Linked DNA regions of Homo sapiens: region 2 is linked to region 1. The links are chromatin contacts, found by Hi-C or POLR2A ChIA-PET in ENCODE. All regions are on one chromosome and are shown on one strand. Each heading gives the region's core, a stretch centred on a gene start or an enhancer-like site at or near the end of the contact. The rest is flanking DNA. Distances are from core to core; before and after follow the strand shown. Region 1 overlaps PTPRA (protein tyrosine phosphatase receptor type A). Region 2 overlaps EBF4 (EBF family member 4).

Evidence for each region. Hi-C counts contacts between places; a loop is a spot of excess contacts on that map. ChIA-PET counts read pairs that join two places held with the same protein, here RNA polymerase II (POLR2A). Pooled maps may share reads with other maps.
Region 2: a pooled map shows a loop between it and region 1 (2.0-fold over the local background). The contact joins two enhancer-like sites. A Hi-C loop is called at or near these places in 1 of 50 pooled maps. POLR2A ChIA-PET finds 5 or more read pairs at or near these places in 2 of 52 experiments (OCI-LY7 and T-cell).

What each region holds. Positions count from the first base shown.
Region 1 is chr20:2,982,886-2,985,521 of GRCh38, forward strand. The region is part of intron 6 of PTPRA (protein tyrosine phosphatase receptor type A); the gene reads left to right. Among named protein-coding and RNA genes, the nearest start is that of GNRH2, 59 kb to the right of the region's middle. Within about 2 kb of position 1,311, at least 4 of the 41 ENCODE cell types and tissues checked have a DNase peak (open chromatin) inside an H3K27ac peak, as active enhancers do.
Region 2 is chr20:2,727,997-2,730,632 of GRCh38, forward strand. All of the region lies in intron 6 of EBF4 (EBF family member 4), which reads left to right. Among named protein-coding and RNA genes, the nearest start is that of EBF4, 37 kb to the left of the region's middle. Within about 2 kb of position 1,320, at least 3 of the 41 ENCODE cell types and tissues checked have a DNase peak (open chromatin) inside an H3K27ac peak, as active enhancers do.

The sequences.
Region 1 (2,636 bases), core at 61-2,560:
GATGGGGTTTCACCATGTTGGCCAAGCTGGTCTCGAATTCTTGACCTCATGATCTGCCCACCTCGGCTTCCCAAAGTGCTGGGATTGCAGGCGTGAGCCACTGTGCCTGGCCGTAACAGCTAAAATGAAGTACACACTGTGTGCTAGTTACTGTGCCAACAACTTTACATGAAAGATCTCATTTAATACGCAGAATAACTTATTTCAGAAATGAGGAAACTGAGACTTATGATCCTAATTTAGTATTAGGAAGTCAGAGAAGACCTGTGTGGGAAAAGTGACACACAGAGAACCAGACAAGTAGGAGATAACCAGGCAAAGAACAGAGAGAGGCTGTGTAAAGCAGAAGGAATAACATGCTCAAAGGCCTGAGGATGAATGAATGAAAGCATGGAAGGACACCAGTGGCTGAAATTGAGTGAGCAAGGAAAGAGTGCAAGAGATAGGGCAGGTAGGGGCTAAATCGAGGGGGTTGTTAGAGTCCAGGATAAGGAGATTAGATTTCATTCTGAGGCATGAGAAACTGTTGGAGGGTTTTACCTAAGAGTGGGACACAACCTGAGTTGCTTTCCTAGAGATCACTCTGCTTTGTGGAGAATGGATTGGCAGGGGCAGAGGCTTACTGTGATCCAGGTGAGAGAGGATGGAGGTTGGGACTACACTGGTGGCAATAAAAAAAATGCAAAAAAAAAAAAAAAAAAAGGCAGACAGATTTGAAGTTTTAGATATATCTCCAAAATATATTATTTGCAGCTGTGCTAGATATAGAAGATAAGTGTGAGGAAGAAATCAAGGGGGTTTCCACATTTCTTACTTGAGCAACAGGGTGGGTTGGAGTACTAGCTACTGAATGGTGAGGGAAAGGTTTTAAACACAGAAAGCTTGTGTTGCCTATGAAATTTAAAGTGGAGGTGGCAAATAGGCAGTTGAGAATCTGGAACTCAGAAAAGAGGTCTGATCAAGCAAAGCAACTGTGGGAATTGCTAGCATGGCATTTATATTTACAGTCATCTCTCTGATCAGATTAACTAGATATAGAGAAGAGTGCCAAGGACAGAGCCCTGAGGAATTCCCACATTTAGAGATCTGGTGTTGGAAGAGGAACAGATAGTGAGGGAAACTGAGATGGGCAGACGAGATAGAAGGAAAATCAGAGGAGTGTTTCGTTGTGGAAAGCTAAGAGAGGAAAGTGCTTCAGAGAGGAAGGAGTGATCAGCCAGTCTGAACACTCATTTTAAGGTGAGAGCCACATACCACAGTATGTTTGAAACTTACCATTAACAAAGAAGCGTCATGTAATGTCTTCCATCTCTAAAAACAAAACCAAAAAAAACCCATCTGTCCACCTCACTCACATCTCCCTCCATCTGTCATTCCTTTCCTCTGCATCCCTTAATGTTAAAAGTCCCCACGAAAGGACCCAGTGTCTCACTGTCCTTTTTCTATCTTTATTTCACTCCATTTAGGCTTTCTCACCCATATTCAACTGAAAATACTCTTGGAAAGGTCACCAGTAGCCACCGTCTTGTCAAATCTGGTTTCACTTCTCTGTCTCATCCTTCTTAAGTCTGTAGGCAGTATTTGATTGAATTGATTGCTCCCTCCTTGAAAAACTCTGCTCTTGGCTTCTATGACACTACATTCTTAGATTAACCTCTCACCTCATGGCTACTGCTTATGGGTCAGTTTAGCTTTTAACAGAATGTAAATCCAGTTATATATCTCCTCTGTTCAAAGCCCTTCGATGACATAGTGTTTCTCATCACACTCAGAATTAAATCCACAATCATTACAATGGACTCCCAAGTCCTAAGTCTGCTGGCTTTTGCCCACCTCTCTGGCATCTTATATTGAACTGGCCTTTGTGCTGTTTCTTGAACCTGCCAAGCTCCTGAGAGCTACCATGCTTGCTGTTCCCAGTGTCTAGAAAGCTCTTCACCCAGATCTTTGCGTGGTTCACTTCACGTTATTTAGAGCTCTGCTTGTATATTACTTCCTCAGAGAGACCTTCCCAGACCACTGTATCACTGCTCCCCAACCTGTCACTTTCTCTCTCCCCACCCTGCTTTTTATTCCTCATAGCACTTGTCCCTGTCTAAAATTAAGTATTGACTTGTTTATAAACAGTGTCTTCCTTCCTCCCCACAGAATGGAAGCTTTCTATCACTTGTCTCCTTGAACACTTCTCTGTTCCTAGTGTCTCAAACAATGGCATGCAATTGCTGGCCCACAGATATTTGAATGAATGCTGCTAAAAGGTTGAATCAGATGAGGATGGGAATGTTCCTGTTGGATTTGGCAATATGCCATTTGTTGGTGTTCTGGCTGAGCAGTTTAAACAGAGCACTGAGGGTGGGAGTCAGGGCAAATAGATTAAGGAGAACCTGAAGGTAAGGAATTAGACAAGACGAATTAGACAACTGTGTTTCGGAAAGTCAGCTGAGAAGAGAGACGCGAGGCTGGTGGTAGCTGGGGGAGGGTAAATGAGGTCAAGAAGACAAGTCTTTGAGTTGACAGCAGTGGATGTAATCCAGAGCACACATGACAGGATGGAAGAGACTTGTCTTCCCTTTTAGCAGGTAGGAAAATGGTGAAGATAGTTACCAAGCCACTCTGATGGTGTAGTTCATGGAGTC
Region 2 (2,636 bases), core at 70-2,569, 250 kb before region 1:
CCCATTCTACAGGTTGCCTTTTCACCCTATTAATTGTGTCACTTTTATTGAAATCATGTTTAACTCAGATTAACCTGGAGGAAATGGAATATTTATGATACCAAGTCTTTAAAGTGCTTTGAAAATGTAATTCATTTATTGTATAAGTTGCACTAAGAAGGGTGCAAACAAAAGCAGCTTTACCATTTCTAACAACTGCCCTATAAACCTGCTCGGTGAGATCATTTCTCTCCATCCCTGGATGAAATAATGGACTATTCCTTCATCTTTTTTCCACCACTCTCATGAAATAAAAATCCTCTGATCACTTAGGTAAGAAAATGTCCAGAGGAGTGTAACAAACTCCAGAGATTGTCTGATTCTAAAGCATCTCGTCATCCTGGCTTGGTCCTGCCTTGGGTTTAGTGGTGAGGATGGGTTTGGTAAAAGGGTCTTCTCCCTTTCTTCATTCACCTTCACCCCTACTTATTACCTGTAGTCTAGAGTCACCTCCATGGTTGAGGTGGCTGAAGGGAAAAGAGGTTCGGGGGCGGGGGGTTGAAGGGACAAGGTGTTCCTAGGTGACACAGTGGCAATCTGTCATTTGTGCCTCTGGAAATGGTGAATAACCCTGGCTTTCTTTCTGAGCTTTTGTAGATCTCTCAAATCCCCCATCCAGGACCCTCTGATGGCCTTTTGTGATCCCCTCAGCTTCTAGACCTGATTCTTTATCCACAGCAGGATTCCTAACCTGAGGTCTACAAGAATACCTGTGGGTCCATAGGTAGAGTTCTGGGAACTTAGATGGGAAAATTCCATTTTTTTTTTACACAGTTTCCAGTCCTGGAAACCTTTAGCTAATCTTTAGCATTCCTTCAATGGTGGGAATGGGCAACAGATCACCATAGTATTAATACTCTGTGTAATTTTATCACTAGAATGGTTAATTTCCATATCATAGTAGAGCTGTTGCAGATATTTTGAAATCCCATTATACTCACTGCCACTTCAAGATTACTGTAGTTGTTAGAACAGCTACTAGATCTTATTACTTAATAAATTAATAAAGTGTGAATATAACTATATAACCATTTTAAAATGTTTTTTGATAACTTTCAATATAATTGGTTTATTTTATAATTCTATGAATTTATTTTGTACATATGAAAACAATATGCTGAGAATGGGTTCAATGGGTCCATGGCACCAAAAAAAAAAGGTTAAGAACTCCTGACTGAAAGCCTTCGCCGACTCCTATTGAGCGCATTTTCGCAACAGTTCACAGCCAGCCACGCTCAAAGAACCCAAATCTGGCTGATGAAAAACAGGCATGGTCCTTGCCCTAATCAGCTCTGAAACAGCATCCGGTTCTTAAAGCCACCCCCACCAATGTCTGGCCCCGCTTAGCTACTCAGGATGAGCTTGCCTTTCCCCAGCCTCTTGCTGATAAACTTCACAAGTATGAATTTAGTATGGATCTCTCTGCTCTTTGAATTCTAGTGGATGCTTGTCAACTTCTGCAAGCAGTCCTTTTGAAGCTCCCCTACTAGGCCGAAGTGAGACAGACACACCCCACACTTCCTCCCCATTGAGATGGGGGGAGCTACAGCATCTTGAGAGCTCCACCTACCACAGTTCCTATTTTTCACCCTAGAGAGAGATGATGAGCTCAAGGACAGTCTATGACCGGGTAGCATAGGTGGTCCAGCAGCTACATTGTCGTTCTTAACTTTGAGACCTCAGCTGAAACCAAGACAAAAAGAGTCCGTTTTCACATCCTATTACACAAAGAGTAGTAAGTAGAGGTTGTTACTATCTATAGAGATTGTTACCCTCTAGAAGCAGAACCTGAGGTGGGGATTCAATTTCCTCCCTCACAGGGAGTGAAGGAAGCAGGAGGAGGCAGGCAGCAGAGCTGAGTAAGGATGTGCATTGAACTGGAGTCCAACCTCCAGCCTCAGAGCCACTGGAAGCTCTGGAATGTGGATCCCACTCTGTGGCAAGGACACAGTCTTTGGCAGCTCTTTGAGAGCAAGTCAGTCAGAGGCTGCCGGCCAGCCCTATGGTGAGGGAATAACCACCCCTGGCATTTCCAGGTGCCCTGTGGCTGAGGGCACTTTGCAGCTGGGGGATGAATGCACTTGCTTAGTGTATTAGTTTCCTAAGGCTGTCCTAACAAATTACTGCAAGCTTGGTGGTTTAAAACAGATGTTAATTATCTCCCCATTCTGGAGGCCAAGTCTAAAAGCAAGGTGTTGGCAGGTCCGTGCTCCCTCCAAAGGCCCTAGGGGTGAATCTTCCCTTGCCTCTCTTAGCTTCTGGATTCTGTTGGCAGTCCCTGTGGCGGCATCACTCCAATCCCTGCCTTCATCTTCACAGTGCCTCTTCCTCTTCTGTCTAATCTCCCTCTATCCTATTGTTATAAGGACTTCATCACTAAATTTAGGGCCCACTCAGATAATCCAAATTGATTTCATCTCCAGATCCTGCAAAGACCCTTTTTCCAAATAAAGTCAGTTTCACAGGTTCTGGGATGTAGACATAACTTTTGGGGGGGCCACCATTCAACTCACTACCCCCAGTAAAGGGGGTTGGGGTGAGGCAACAATGACGTCCCCTATACAAGTAATCCTTAAGCCACCATATCACTCAAAACA